Regions from separate parts of the Homo sapiens genome. Here region 2 is linked to region 1. A link is an interaction called in ENCODE POLR2A ChIA-PET data of the cell type or tissue named here. Cell type or tissue: A673. All regions are shown on one strand. Links, peaks and the distances in the headings refer to the core of each region. The heading gives the core; the rest is flanking DNA.

The links. Peaks named below come from ENCODE experiments on the same cell type or tissue, not always from the same donor. Only the 100,000 strongest peaks of a DNase experiment are listed, where the experiment ranks them.
Region 2: POLR2A ChIA-PET joins it to region 1 with 5 read pairs; 5 of 35 experiments call an interaction of 5 or more read pairs at or near these places.

Annotation. Positions count from the first base shown.
Region 1 is chr6:12,085,881-12,094,220 of GRCh38, forward strand. It overlaps HIVEP1 (HIVEP zinc finger 1), which reads left to right. Exons shown (of 9, transcript NM_002114.4): 3 at 3,304-3,357. Among named protein-coding and RNA genes, the nearest start is that of HIVEP1, 78 kb to the left of the region's middle. In A673, for the core only: no CTCF peak of the experiment used is centred there; a DNase peak (open chromatin) is centred at 5,021.
Region 2 is chr6:12,016,913-12,025,252 of GRCh38, forward strand. The region is part of intron 2 of HIVEP1 (HIVEP zinc finger 1); the gene reads left to right. Among named protein-coding and RNA genes, the nearest start is that of HIVEP1, 8.8 kb to the left of the region's middle. In A673, for the core only: no CTCF peak of the experiment used is centred there; a DNase peak (open chromatin) is centred at 6,259; H3K27ac peaks cover 963 bases.

The DNA of each region.
Region 1 (8,340 bases), core at 50-8,049:
ATTTCTTAACGGCTCTAGGACTTTTTCCTTTTGTTCAGTGGTTTCAGATTATGTTTCACTAATAAAGAGACTTCTTTTATGATTATTTGTGAGTGTTGAAAATGAGATATTTTTGCATCATTTTCTTACACAAAATTTTTAATTTAAGGTATCACACAAGATAGTTCTTATAGCCTTTATCATTAACAGTTTCTGTGTATACATTTTTAATAGTATACATTTTTAATAGTTGTAGGACAAAAATTTAGTCTATACTATTAGTTACTTCTCTTCTAGCCTATTGCTGTTTTAGCCACTGGCCTTTCTGGATCTTAAAGATTACAGATCCATTCACGTGTTTGCTGGGATCTTTCTTCCAAGTGATGGCTCCTCCAAGTGTATTTAATGTAAAAATTGAATGAATTAAGATTACATGTTAATTTAAATACAGTAAGAACTCATTATAGTAAGAATGCATATTATGGGCTTCAGATTTACTGACGTGGTATGAGTATTCTTTTTGTTTGTATAACTATTTTTATTTTTAGGTAACAGCAACAGAGAAACTATTATTTATTTCTGAATGTATAGTTCTTTGGGAAATTGTTAACCCAGATCCCAGTGGTGGTGGGAGGGCATGATGGGGGATGTCTTAGAGTCTAACATGCCATTTTTTTCCCTTTGCTCCCCCTCCCCTAAATCAAGACTTACGGTGAGAGATGTGATTGCTGGGGAGTGTTACCCTTGGTAAAGGTTTGGCAAAAAGGATGTGTTGGAAACTGCCTCTTATATTGATGAACTTAAAGCTGTAGCTTTAGAGTCTAGCAGGCAGCCCTGAAATTAATGTAGTTGAGAAAGGGGCAGGATTTTTCATTTTTAATAGGGAATTACATGTATGCATAATATGTATGCACGTGGGATATTAGTTGAAATGTAAAACTATATTTTTTCTCTGTCACGGTGAAAAAATATAAATAACGCTTTACATATCAGTAAACTGTCTTGTATGAATCAGTTAAGAGCGTGTAGTAAATGACTACTTTCTTTGTAATTTTGGAGAGTGTCTTTAAAACACATCATATTTACCAGGAGAATTATAAAAACACACTAAATATAAACAGGAATTGTAATAAAACTTGCCCAAAGCAAAAGCTTTTATAATGGCTGTTACAAGCTAATTGGAGATTGTTTACCTATTGACGTGGAGCTATAGGTAGAAGCATTTGAGGAGGTACTTATTATATTTATTGTAGTAGCTGTCCTAAATCAGTAGTCTAAATTTATATACTGTTATTATCAAGATAAAAAGGTAACTTAGTTGAAAATTTTAAAAGCAGAGACTAGTATTTTGTAAGCAGATATAAACAAGTTATTTTTGTAAGAGTTTTGTTATGTTGAAGTGCAAACAGAAAGTGGCCAAACTTCAATTACTTAACAACAGCTATTCTGTAAGTATTTGTTAATCATGAGTTCTTGTTGCTTTAAGCCACAACTGATTCTATTAAGAAAAGTTGTTTTGATTATATAATGCAAAATTATGTGCACATAAACTATTAAGCACAGTTGTTACTACTGTGAATATATAATACATATATATTATTTATGATTCTTAAGTTTGGGTGAATTACTGGCATAGAAATAATAGTGCTTTGGTAATAAAAGTCCTTTTACATGTTTTTCAAGTACTATATGTTATGTGATTTGTTTATTATTTATAGTTTGAAAATCTGCAGGTAATTCATGTATTTCGTTTTTTAAAAGTGGGTCTTAGCCTTTTGTTACTTACACTGTGTTAATACGGATTTCATGCAAGCATTCCATATTTTTCTGTCTGAAGCAAAACTACCACTGAGCACAGGATCCAGTTTCTGCATTTAATGTGTGTTTTTTTCCAGGACTATTTCAACTTCACTCATCGTTTCATGAGCAGTAACTAAAGTTTATAAATAAGAAAAATTGTCTTATTCCAAAGATTGCCTGTACTACTCTCAAATTATATTCTGGATCTGATAATTCGCAGGAAGCAAATAAGACATTGCTGTGGGCGATACATTTATCAGGATGAAAATTTAGTTATTTTTGACTATTGTTGAGATGTAATGTCCTATATTTCAAACTAGCTTGCTTCCTTTGTTCTGTTCTCCCACTTTGCCTTGGCAAGTTGGATCAATATGCAATTGAAAGACGTTTGATCTGTAAATAGAAGGTTCTCTGAATTTCTTGGCCTTTCTGGCAAGATAGGGAGAGAGGCAGGTAGATCAGAGTTTGAAGGGCCCATGGTGTGCGGTGTCTGCCTTTTATTTATTTGGAGTAGGATACCATATTGGAGGTTACATCTTCCATGGCCAGTGAGCAGCGGTAGGGTCAGCATTGGAGACAACTTCTGAGCTGATGCGTTTATTTAAATTGTACTTACACATTTGGGATATGTAGAATGTTATATAATTATCAATATTGTCTTCAGTTCAGTACAAAATAGTACCCTGGGAATTTGTTCCTTTTGCCATTTTAATAAGTACCTAGACCAGTGTGTTAAATTTGGAATCGATTACTGCCCATGTCATGAAGTATGTATATCCTTATAAAGTTTAAATTAATTATTATTGAAATAGAGCATGCACATATTTACAAAATCCAGTTGTGCCCAGAGCCCCAGGTCAAAGAACAGCAGGAGCAAGGCACTGCTCCCAATTCTCTTAGTTATTGCTCCTGGGTTACATCTGTCTGACAAAACTGTGCACATGTGTAGCAGTTCTGCAGTGAGTTGTGTATAGTACCTCTTGAATGCAGTACTCTGTCCTCATACTTCATAGATGCTGTCAGCTCTATGCTGCCAGCAAGGGATATAGACACTTTCTGCCATGCCATATTTCAGCTCATCCTCGTCTCTGTTTTTCCATCCTTTTCTGTCTTCTGTCTTAAGTCTTAGCTTTGCTTAATCTGGTTGTTTCTAAGCTAGTAAGCATTTGTTATATCTCTAAAATCCCTATTAGGTACTTTGTATGTAAAGATAGTATTATTTTTAGATACTTTGATTAGATGACTAGACTTTTAAAGCTGTAGTTCAGTATCTAAAGTGTACTAATTATTTGCATTATGGAAACATTTATTAATTGGAAATAGTCCTTGTGACTAAGAAATGATTAAAATTATGAATTTAAAAGGGAATATATCCTTCAACAGTTTATACACATCTGTATCATAATTTATTCAACACATTTTTTACTAGGTATCTGACACTGTTTAAAAGTAGTATGTTTGCTTTACTGTACTCTTATTTGTTTAAGGTAAATTAATTTATAAATTTTTCTCTGTTTTTCTTAGACAAAATTGAAGAAGCACAAAAAGAACTTAATGGGGCAGAAGTTTCAAAAAAAGGTAAATTAAAATCAGCTTGAATGTAAACTTTATTCTTGCAATGATGCCTATACATATACCTCATAAATGTAGCCTTATGAAATAAATCAGTATAGACATATCACAAAATTAGAAATCCCCTTGAACTTATTGATACTTAAAATGTTGTGGACTTTGCTTCATGAAACATTTTAGCCACATAGCACATTCTATAACTGTTTCCCACATATTAATGTATGACTGGTAGAAGTGTGAAAGGTTATTGCAGCTCTTTTGAAAGTCCTGTTTGTGAGACTGTCCTGTAGCAATAAAAGTACCAATATAAGGAACACAGTTGGCCGTGTCCATGCATGTGTGTTCATGTGTGCATTCATGTGATGCAGTTTTCTTTTTTTTTTTGTAGCGACAAAAACCTAAGGCAACTAAAACAGCCTGAATACCAGTCAGTGGAAGAACAGTTGAATCATTTGTAGTATACTCATATTTTGGGGTATCACGCAGCTTTGAAAAAGTGTTAATTACTTTAGTTGATGGTGATAACTTATCAAATAAGAAAAATAACATTGCAATGTAGTATGTAAAATATCTTATTTTTTTGTGAAAACTAACAAAGTCAAGTGTGTATACAAGTATTTATATGTATATATATATACGCATACACACACAGAGGCTTCTGTGAGATTGGACAATGTTGGAAAGGATTTATACACAGATATGTGTTAATAGTGGGAAGAGGAGCAAGGGAAGATGACCCACTCATTTATATGCCTTTGTATTATTTCACCAGCTGCAATGGGTGTAATTTTGTATTAAAATTAAAAACTTGAAAGGAAAAAATTGGTTTTCACCATAGAAAACATAGATTATCTTTCCAAGTAATATAAAAAAATAGATGTGATGCAGAAGAGCATGTAGGGATGGTCAGGTAGTGAGGTAAATACTGTTGAAACACTATCTGTTAATGAGCAAAATTGATTATGTGCTTTTAATATTGTGGGCAAATAAAGTTCTCTTTATGACATTTGTATTCCGTGATTTATTATTTATTTTGCCTTGTATCTTCAAATTACAGCAGACTATTTTGACAGAGTAATTTAGCTAAATAGGATTCCAGTTGAAAGCCGTTTTACAAAAAATAGCTTTTAAATCTAGTTAGACTACTGAGCAGGTATCTGTAGGGGAAATAATTTCCTGCCATCCCAGTTCTCCATCCCTTAAACCAGCCTGTGAAGCCTTCAGGATGGTTTGGGGTTGGTCTTACATTTATGGGGTACTATGTAGCACCCCTCATGTCTGCCTTCTCCTCACCCCACGCTCCTTCCATGGGAGCTCTGGAAGGGCCATGTATATCTGACCCTCTAATGACATTCTTACAGAAAAACAAGCATAGAAGAGTAAAGATGTCTCCATGGCCACCTTGTCCCTTTGAAGGGTTGACTGACTTAAACGCATGAGGCATTTGAGACACTCAGGTTATAAGAGGCCATACTTTTAAAGTTTTCTTTCTCTATAGCCAGCCTTTTTTTTTTTTTTTTTTTTTTTTACATCTAGTCATGGTTTAGAGCTGCTTCTAGTAGCAAAGCAAATGTGAGCCTGTCTTCCTTTTCCTTGTTACTTCTTTGGCAAGAGTTTTCAGAACAGTGAACTAAATGCCTGATAGGAAGGAGGAAATGAAACAAAGGTTCTAGAAAGAGAAATTGGATAATGAGGTTCAGAATAATGGATTGGGCTACAGTTGGCAGGCTACACTTATTTAAGAGCTAGGATGAATACCAAGTGAGCATTGTTCTGTGCAGTTCACTGCATAGAATTACTGCTTGGCTTTCATTTTTATACAGAAATTAAAAATAAAATAGTTTTCCCTTTCAAATATAAGTAAGAAATAATATCAGTTTCTCTTTAACAACATGAAAAGTCTGAGTAACAGTGGTGTTGAGATTTTTCAAACCTTTTCTTGCTGATACCTATTTTATTTTAAAGGATATTCATTTCTTCCATCAAAGAATATACTTTAAAAATATAGACGTTCATTTTAGATTATGGTAAGTCATCTACAATAGATCTCTTTTTCATTGTTTTTCTGACGTACTTTGGGTTTTTTCACCCTGTAAGTTTAGCCACATTGCTTTTTAAAAAAATTATTTTTAAACACTGCTTGTAGTTCTAAGGCTTTGTCTCCATTAAAGGTTCTGTGGTCTTTAACTTATTTGAGGCTCTTTCTCCCTTTCTCTCTTTTTTGTAATTATTAGGACAAGTAACTAATTTATTTTCAGAAGTATCTAGCATAGTAGTAGGCTCTTAAAAGCAACTTCCTCATTAATAGATTAAAAAAGACATTTCCTCTTGTATTTTAATAATTTAAGGAGGATTAAATCTGTTTAGTGTAATATGGAAGTAAAGAAACTGACTTTGCCTATCATACACCAATAGAATAAAGAAATGCACTAAATTATGTTAATGTACTTATTTTATTCTTTTTCTCTTTTGAATGAAAATCAGATGACTTTAATTTGATTTATTTTGATTTTAATCAATTTAGGGATAGAGATAAGGATGCAACATTCACACAAGTCTCCATAAAGTCATTATGTTTTTCCTTACAGTGCTATCTCCTGATTCTTAACACACATTGTGCTTGACACTATTTTTAAAATTGTTGAGTGGGATTTAAATGAAATAGTGACTGTCACAGATGTGGTAATGGAATATGAATAAAATTAACTGGGAAGAAATAAATAGATCGATTAGGAGAGCTTTTATGGCTTTCTCAAGCTTTAATTTTAATACTCTTAAATTTTTATCATACAATGTTTGACACATATAAATTAATATATGTAGCATATTAAATTACAAAGCATAAGAATGACATGGTAATCTTTGATTCTCACACCCAATTTAAGAACGGGAATGTTGCCAGTACCATTGTATCCACCCACATGCTGATCGGCAATTCATCCCATTGTCTCTTCTGTAGAGGTTTTACTGTCCTTAGTTTTGTGTTCATCATTTCAGTCCTTTTAAAAAACAATTATGTCATATAAGTATGTACCCCCAAACAATATATTTTCTAGTTGTGCCTGAGTTTGAACTTTTAAATGAAACCATATTGTACGTAGTCTTCTGCAGCTTTTTTCACTTAACGTTGTTCCTAAGATTCACCCATGCCGTTGCACATAGCTGTTACTTTTCATTGTTGTAATATTGCACTGTATGAAATTGTTGGCCCATTCTTCTGTTGATATTTAAGTTATTTCCACCTTTTTGCTATCATAAACAATGCAGGTATGAATATTTTTATATCCTAGTGCCTATGTGTGAGTTTCTAGAGCATATATAGGGAATGTGAATGTTCAGCTCTACAAAATGATGCTATATTGTTTTCCAGAGTTTTTTTTGGGGAAACTTTTTGCATTCCCACTATCAGTGTCCAAGAATTCATTTTGTACTATCAAGTACATGGTATGTTTAGTCTTTTTTTTCCTAATTGGATAGATGTTAAATCCTCTTTTATTCTGCTTTGATTTTTGTTTCCCTGGTTACTAATGTTAAAAGAAAAACTTTAGACACAAAAAGTTTAACTGATTTTATTTAAACAAAGAATGATTCATGAATCAGGCATCATTCAGAACCAGAAGAGGTTCAGAGAGCTCTGCCGAGCAGTGTGAGCAGCAAGCTCGTACAGGCTGAACTCGCAAGCAAAGTGAGAAATCACCTGATTGGCTGCAACTAGCCACCTGCCTTGTTCAGGTAGGGTGTGATGAAGTATTTGCCTTATTTGGGCATGATCTGATCAGTTGACTTCCTGTGATTGGCTGAAAAGTAGCTATTTTTTACAAAAAATACTCTAAATTAGGTTTGTGTTTGCGCACTAAATGAGGTTGTAGTTTGTTAGGTCATAACTCGAGGTAAGGAGACAGCCTCAGGCAAATGGCCTCCTGCTTATTTAATTTAATAATGTCAAACATGTCTTCATTTGTATTCCCCCTTACTGAAATGCTTGCTATTATTATTTGTCCATTTTGTAAAAATTGAGTTATCTTTTTCTTAATATATTTTGAATAACTATTCATTTTATGTGCTTTATTTTTCAGATTTATTTTTTACTTCATTTAAAGTGCCTTCTATTCACTAAAGTGAATAGAAGCTCTTGATTTTAATACTGTCAACCTATTAATTTCTTGATTTTGTGATTCATTTTTTTGTATTTTTATTTGTCTTAAATTCTTCTCTATCACAAGGTCTTAAGTATATATATATATTTTCTATATTTTCTTCTAAAAGACTTTCACGTTTCAGATTAAAAACCCATCTGGAGTTTGTTTTTTTAAAAAAATATACCTAGTTTTTTAATGTAGTGTAAGTTAGGATTCAAGTTTCTTTTTTTTCTCAAGTGGGTAACCATTGCTAATATTGTTAAATGTCCCTGAAACATTTAGTATGTTTTCCTTTTACTGTTTCGTATTAATTTTTCATTTTTGTGTGGGTTTGCTTCTTAGCTCTCTATTCTGTTCTGTGAATTTGTTTACCCATATTTTAATATCACAGTATGTTAATTACTTACCACTTTATTGTCTTGATATATACAGTGTGCAATAACTAGTATATACTATATACAGTAGGGCAGATTCCTTGTGTTATTTGCCTTCAGGAATGTTTTCACTATTTCTAGTCCTTTGCTCATCTATTTGAATTTTAGAATCAGGTCTTTAAAAAACTTGTTGGAATTTTGTTTGGGTTTGATTGAATCTGGGGCAAACTGACCATCTTCACAGTTTTCAGGCCTTCTATTCAAAAAAGATTGTATATTTCTGATACTTGTGTTTTCTTTAGTGTCTTATCATTTTCCTCCATATGAATCTTTATTTTTTTCTGCTCTATTTCTTAGAATTTGGTGTTTTCCTCATTTTAATGATTTTTTCTTTTGTAAAATTGTTTTCTAGTTCCTGGCAAATAAAAATGCAATATATTTTTGAATATTTATTTTTATATCCAGCTACTTGGCTG
Region 2 (8,340 bases), core at 291-8,290, 69 kb before region 1:
CTGCTTTATCTGTCCAGGGAGGGCACCCTGTTCTAGTTTGCACAAGTGCAGCATACAGATGAGCAGCAGCCCTAGCCCAGCACAGTTCCTGGCAGCTAATGGCAGCCCAAATATTTGTTGAAGGAACGAGTGCATGATTGATCTGAAGGTGTTATTTATTAGGCCATAAGTATTAAACATTTTTCATATTTAAAATATATGTTCATAACATTCTAGATAAAATGACTATCCTGAGAAACACAGATTTACAGGCCATAGGCTCTTTTCCTTTCTGTATCAAATAAATGTTCAACTCAGCACATGTTTGTTACTGTGTCTGGAATTGGTGGGTTCTTGGTCTCACTGACTTCAAGAATGAAGCCACAGGCCCTCGCCGTGAGTGTTATAGCTCTTAAAGGTAGCGTGTCCACAGGTTGTTCCTTCTGATGTTCAGATGTGTTTGGAGTTTCTTTCTTCTGGTAGGTTCGTGGTCTCGCTGGTTCAGGAGTGAAGCTGCACACCTTTGCGGTGAGTTTTATAGCTCATAAAGGCAGTACAGACTCAAAGAGCAAGCAGTAGCAAGATTTATTGCAAAGAGCACAACAACAAAGCTTCCACAGTCTGCAAGGGGACCCAAGCAGTTGCAACTGCTGCCTCCGGCAGCCTGCTTTTATTCTCCCGTCTGGCCCCACCCACATCCTGCTGATTGGTCCGTTTTACAGAGAGCCGATTGGTCTGTTTTACAGAGAGCTGATTGGTCCATTTTGACAGGGTGCTGATTGGTGTGTTTACAATCCCTGAGCTAGACACAAAAGTTCTCCAGGTCCCCACTAGATTAGCTAGATACAGAGTGCTGATTGGTGTATTTAAAAACCTTGAGCTAGATAAAGAGTGCTGATTGGTGTATTCACAATCCCTTAGCTAGACATAAAGTTTCTCCAGGTCCCCACTAGACTCAGGAGCCCAGCTGGCTTCACCCAGTGGATCCCGCACTGGGGCCACAGGTGGAGCTGCCTGCGCCTTGTGCCTGCACTACTCAGCCCTTGGGTGGTCGATGGGACTGGGCGCCTAGGAACAGGGGGCAGCGCTCATCGGGGAGGCTGGGGCCGTGCAGGAGCCCATGGCGTGGGGGGTGCTTAGGCATGGCGGGCTGCAGGTCCTGAGCCCTGCCCCACGGGGAAGCAGCTAAAGCCCGGCGAGAAATCGAGCGCAGCACCAGTGGGCCGGCACTGCTGGGGGACCTGGCGCACCCTTCGCGGCTGCTGGCTTGGGTGCTAAGCCCCTCACTGCCCGGGGCCTGCCAAGCCCACGCCAACTGGGAACTCTAGCTGGCCTACAAGCGCCACGCGCGGCCCCCGTTCCTGCCCGCGCTTCTTCCTCCACACCTCCCTGCAAGCTGAGGGAGCCGGCTCTGGCCTGGGCCATCCCAGGAAGGGGATCCCACAGTGCAGCGGCGGGCTGAAGGGCTCCTCAAGCGCGGCCAGAGTGGGCACCAAGGCGGAGGAGGCGCCGAGAGCGAGTGAGGGCTGACAGCACGGTGTCACCTCTCATTACTACCTTCATGTACTTCATGTTCTTATGATAGGGATAAAATGATAAAACACAGGTCTCGAAAGAAGAATGGAGTTGAAGAGCTGATAGGTAAACATGTAACTATGTACTATGGTGAGAAATGAATAGTATGGAGATTCCACAGAGATAGGGAGTCATTATTTTGTCCCCATTGTAGGGGGCGCAGTTTGGGGTGAAGCAGAATGATGATTTAGGGAAGGAAAGTTAACACCTGGATTTGGTTCTTAAGGCTGGGAAGTTATCTGCGAAGCTGACAAGGCAAAGTGAGTGCATTTCATCCTGGGGTAGCAGGTTGTGAAATAACTTGGGGACTCTGAGCAACTTTAAATGGTTCTCTACTTCTAGAGCATAAGAAGTTCTCTTCAGGAGGGATGAGAAGGAGACAGAGAGGCAGGATACTGGAGCAGGAGAATCAGGAGGAATCAGATCAGGAAAGGCCCTCAGATTTAAGCCTACATTTCATATGTAGAGTTAAAAGTTTTAATAAGAAAACTTGCTTCTTTAAGATATTTTTAAAGTTTTCAAAGAGAACTTGGAATAAATTGTGTCTGACTTGTCTGTGAGCGTTTAGGAAGTTGTTTGACTAAGGTAGTTAAGAACTCACAGCCACTAAAGAAAAGATTGGAATAGATTAGCTCTAGTAAGCACACTAAAGCCACCTCAGTGGGACTTCTGATGGGGAAGGGGAAGACTTCAGGGAAGCGGCGGCTTCTGAGCCAGTGTAGCTCACTCAGCAGCGGGGGACGGGAGTGAAGCTCTAGGTCCCCATGGGAAACCCTGAGTAAGCAAAGGGACAGAGGGGTTGGTGCTCGGCGGTGACACCTAGAAACTTCCGCGCTCCTCACAATGTCTGTAAGGACTCGAGCCCTGGGAAGGATGTGGGGGTTAGAGTAAGCAGGTAACCATCAGCTCCTGAGATTAATTTTTGAGCGTATCTTTAATATCTCATTGTGACAGTTTGGAATATCAGGTTTGTTGTGCCCTACCTGTGATCCACTGCTTTGCTTTACTAGAAGACATCTCTAATGCGATGAGATAAGAAATGCGGGGAGAGGAAATTGGGAGACCAGAAGAGGAGTCACAGCCCAGTTTGCCCCTACTGTTTCTGCCGTCAGCTCAGGAGCTTTCAGGAAACCCATCGCCTCTTTTTAGGCTTCCTGGGGGAAATAGTCTGAAATGTTTGTCTTGTGCTTGGTAATCAAGTCCGTATTAAAAGGCAGATACCTGATACTTTCTCAAATTATATTTTTCTTATGCTTCCATGGTAGTTTCACCTCTTAGAATGTAATCTTTCTTTGATTTATTCTTGGTTCTCCTGCTGGGACAGATATATCCCTACGGATGTGCAAAGCCACAGGGTAACATGTATCTTTCAGGAATGTGAATTTTACTTGGGGAAAAATACGTATACTTGTCTGTGTGTGCACACGTATACACATATTAAAGTATTAGGCAAGCATAAAAATGTGCAATACCGGAATCTATCATGGAAGAGTATAGAAAGTTTGCATGGATTTGAAAATTAAGCCTGCATAGACTGCTTTTATAAGGAGATGGAGTATCTACTTCTTTGCTCTTAGAGGTTGTTTACTAGAAAAGGTATAAGAAGAATTGTTAGGTTAAGGGCAGGAAACAAATTGGGGACATAAGTGAGACAGTGTCCGACTTGATGGGTGATCTGTATACTGTGTAGGACTGTGGTTTTGTTGAATTCAGTCTCTTCACCCTTGGCCCAGCGTTAAACCAGATAGAATCAGTTCTCCATGCCTGTTTCCCATCTGCAGGAAACGTGGTGGGTGCCGTTTTGACACCGACCTATCCTTTGTGAGGTTGAAGAATTTTGGAAGAGCATGAGAGCAGCACTTGGTGTTCAGAAGAAAGGCTTAGCATGTTGTCCTGGGTTCCGTGGAGAAGGGTCACTGGACTGCACGGGGTGGCTCTTCCGCATGGTCTTGGTGAGTTGACAGCAGGGCAGCGCTGTGTCTCCCAGCCATCATTCCTTACTCATCGCTGCTCTGTGGAGGGGTTATCTCCACCACCTTCTCAGGCCTTCGCTTGGACCCTTGAGTAACATGGAATGGAGGAGTTGGTGACTTGCAGGGGGTTCCATGCCTCTTCCGTTGTGATAAAGGGCTCTATTCGTGTTTTGCCACTCATTCTTGTGAATGTGTTTCAAAGCTTTGAAAAAAAGGAAAAGAGGTGTTACTTACTTTAGTTGTATTTGGGCCTAGGGTTTCAGAGCTTCATTTCCTTTAAGATTGGAAGTCAGTGTGGAAAATACTAAGTATTAACCTTTTGCAAAACATGTTTTGAAAATTTGGTGTAGCTGTTTTTCATTTTTATTGGTTGAGTTCATTTGGCTCCGAACACTCTGCAAAAAATGAGAACTCTTTTCCTGTCTGAGAACCAGATTTCTTTCTTTCTTTCTTTTTTTTTTTTTTTTTTGAGACGGAGTCTCACTCTGTCACCCAGGCTGGAGTGCAGCGGTGTGATCTTGGCTCACTGCAAGCTCCACCTCCCAGGTTCAAGCCATTCTCCTGCCTCAGCCTCCCAAGTAGCTGGGACTATAGGCGCCTGCCACCACGCACAGCTAATTTTTTTGTATTTTTAGTAGAGACAGGTTTTCACCACGTTGGCCAGGCTGGTCTCAAAACTTCTAACCTCAGGTGATCCAACCGCCTCAAAGTGCTGGGATTACAGGCGTGAGCCACCGCACCCGGCCCAGACTCCTTAAAATGTGAGAAGTAGCACTGAGGAATGTGATCAGATCATGGCCTTGATTGACACATGGGGTCGCTTTCCACGGTTGGCCTTCTTGTTCTCCACGGCATCTTGTGCATAGCCATTTGCCATTTCAGGAGCTCAGCATGCACATCCGGTATTTCTGTGCTTGGTTGTCTTTCTGGAAGTTACTTCTTCTCCTTTTCCATTTCTACTGTTTTCTTACTCTGTATGGGAGATGTCTCTGCTAAAGATTTCACCTCTGAGTTTTTTCCCCCATTTTCTGTTCTCTTGTCAGATATCCTCCTCCCCTCCACAGACATGCCCTGGGTCTCCTTTGCTTGTGTCCACATGTGCCTTCTTGTACTTACAATATTACATCATGATCATTCTTCTCCAGGTCTCTTATCTTAGCGGGATTATAATATGTTAGAAGAGACCATTTTGGTCATCTGTGTGCAACAGAAGAATATTTGGTTGTGTTAACTTTTTGTTTTTGAGACGGAGTTTCACTCTTGTTGTCCAGGCTGGAGTGCAGTAGTGCTGTCTTGGCTCACTGCAACCTCCGCCTCTAGGGTTCAAGCAATTCTCCTGCCTCAGCCTCCGGAGTAGCTGGGATTACAGGCCTGTGCTACCACCCCCGGCTAATTTTGTATTTTTAGTAGAGACTGGGTTTCACCATGTTGGCCAGGCTGGTCTTGAACTCCTAACCTCAAGTGATCCACCCGCCTTGGTCTCCCAAAGTGCTGGGATTACAGGCATGAGCCACTTCACCTGGCCTGGTTGTGTCAACTTTTTAGCAAACTAGAGGGTTGAGATGATTTATACTCAGGGAATTTGTTTACATTTTTGAACCTCGAGTAGGAAATGCTTCTTCCAATATTTGGTAGCTTCTGATTAAAAACTTGTGATAATTTTAATTGCCTGAACAGATAAACCAGGTGGTTATTGTTAACTTTTGTTTTATATGAAATTTTACTTCACATACAGGATTTTTTTTTTTTGAGACGGAGTTTCACTCTGTCACCCAGGCTGGAGTGCAGTGGCACGATCTTGGCTCACTGCAACCTCCACTCTCCAGGTTCAAATGATTTTCCTTCCTCAGCCTCCTGAGTAGCTGGGACTACAGGCTCCTGCCACCGCACCCAGCTAATTTTTTGTATTTTTAGTAGAGATGGGATTTCACCATTTTGGCCAGGCTGGTCTTGAACTCCTGACCTCGTGATCCACCCGCCTCGGCCTCCCAAAGTGCTGGGATTACAGGCATGAGCCACCGTGCCTGGCCCATATACAGGATTTTTATAGCTTATCCATTTGGTACATTTAATTACTATAAAGACAAAGAGTTTGGCCTCATGCAGTCACTGACTTGCTATGTGGTTGGTTTCCTTGTGTGTAAAATGGAGATGATGTGTGAAGATGAGATGATATGGCAAATGTAAGCATTTGCCACAGTGCCTGACACAGGGTACACGCTCAATCCAGAGAGCTACTACTTTCTGTAAAAAACTGGTTTATGTCAGACTCCTTGGTTCCATATGCTTTATAAACACAGGAAACAGGAATATCTACATAAAATCTGTAAATGCATTTTAGGCTTCTCATGTGCTCAATGTTGATTACTGACATGTCCCATTCTTGTTCTGACTATTCAAAGGTTGGGATCTGGGGGAGAGAGGTCAGTGCAGAAAATAATTTGGGAATATTCTTACCAATGTGCTGCTCCCTCCATTTTTCCACTTAAATTCATTTAAGCCTTGCCTCGTTTTTTGACAGTGTTAGATGAGGTTAAACAGAATATTTGTCTTCACTTAGTTCTCAAGAAACAGATTCTGAGGGCTTCTGTTTTATTGTTGAACTCTTTTAAAAAATGTCGGTGTCACAGATCACGCGGGATTGAAGTGAAGTGCTCTCCTTAGGTTCCAAGATGGCAGCCATCTCTCTGTCCCCTCCTCCGCTTCTGTGTGACACAAGAGAAGCCCAGCCGGGGTTTCAGAATTAATCTGATTAAGATGAATGTTTTCATTTGCTATCAATTGTGGGCCTACTCCAGTGGTTATTTTACAAAGTCTACTACCAGGAATAAAATCTTACGTTTACTTGTTATGTAGGGATTATCTTGTTGAGCTGATAAGTGGAGTAGGTTTAATTTTGATGATTTTCAGATGGAATTCCAGCTGTTTAAGCATCGTTTTTCACATTTGAATGTTAGGTCAGCAGTTCCATGCTGACAGCCTTAAGATTTGAGAAATCAAAAATCTTGTAGTGGAAACAACCCCATGGCTTATTTCAAAAACAAAAACAAAAGAAATTCTCTATATTGTAGCTAGAAAGGAAATAAGTAATAATTTAAAAAATAGTTTTTGTTAATATGGGTGAAAAAGTTACTAGGAGCGATCATGTAGATAGCTGACAGTGCTTAGTTTGAGGAGGATAAAAATATGAAAATGGAGTTAACATAGCAAGCCTCCTTTTTTTTTGCAGATAATTATTTTTCGGCTCATGTTGAGAGCTTATTTGATGCTTTCTGAATGCTTATTAACGTTAGCCAAATGCTTCTTTTTAAAAGCAAATACAAAATGTAGTAATATGATTAACCAGAGTAATGATTTTATTTTAGAACATTTTTGTACAAAATATGTTCTGATGAGGTACAATCTTATCTTACCATAGAACGGAAAAATACATAATTTGTGTAAAATCTCCTATCATAGAAAAACATTTTTAAGCTTCACATTTAAAATGGTGATAATTTGAGCAAGTCTGGGCTAAAGTTGATTCTTGTATTATGCAGAAAAATATTTTATGAATAAATTAAGTGCTTTACTTTTTCATGTACATATTTAACTCTTTAAAAACATTTTTGCAGTACTCTTCTGCATATTAATACTATGCTCATTACAGGTGATGCTGTTATACTGTTAACCATTGTTCACTATAGCACAAAAACTTATAACCAAAGAGAGACCTTTCTTCTCAGTGCTCAAGTCATTCTTTGAGAAAGAAGCTCTTTTTGATCATGAGGCTTTAGGCTTACATTTGGTATACAGTTGCATTGATTTTGATTTTTTTTTTTTTTTTTTTACAATTTTAATGAGAAGTTGTCAAAAGGTTTTTAGAAATTTTCTATGATGAATTTTGTTCTAGAAAATATTCTAAGGCTGTGCTGTGATGCAAACATATTGAAAAAATAGAAAGTGATAACAAAACGGTTGGCTGCTGTGTAATGAGATAGCAGTCCCTAAGCATGAATTGGAACCATACGATTTAAGAGTTACACCTACTTAATACAAAGCTTGATTTTTATGGTCCTTATGTGTTTCTGTCCACAGAATTTCTGTGTGCCTGTGTGACTAGAGTATGAATTTAACCAAGCATACTTGTTATTTTGTACTTTGAAGTGTGCTTACATAGGTTTATCTTCAAATTCTTTCAGATTTGCCAGTGAAGAAAAAGATAGGGTGAGCATACAACTGCTTAATATAGTATCCAGATGGAAATAGGTTAAATATACAATTAGGGTGGTATTTGATAGTTTAAAGATAAAGAGAAAAATAAACTGGGCTGATACACAGGGACTTGGAAGGTGGTTGGTTAAGCCACGCCAGGAGTGAACCAAGGCTCTCCCTTGTGTTGCTGGGTTCTTGTGCGCCTCTCTGAGAGAATTACACATTTTACAGCAGGAAGGATGGACCTTGGAGGTCATTTAGTTCAGCCTCCTCATTCTGCAGATGGGAAGGCCCAGTGGCAAGAGGGAGGTGGTTTTATATAGGTCTTACGATGATAAAAAGGGCGAACCTTTCCACAGGTCTCTACTAGGCTCTGTTCAGAGGGCTTTTCATGTTTTCTCATTTGATTCCTACAGCTACCTGAGACAGGTACTTTTATGATTCCCATTTTATAGATGTGGAAATGAGGCACAGAAAGATTGCTATTTGCCCAGGGTCACATAGCTAGGAGTCTGCAGTGCTTTTGCTTCTAACCATCATGCTTATACTTGCTGATGTTGATAGTAGAAAGTTCTTTCCTGATTAGTAAGAGTTTAGAAATGCTCTCCATCCCAGTTAA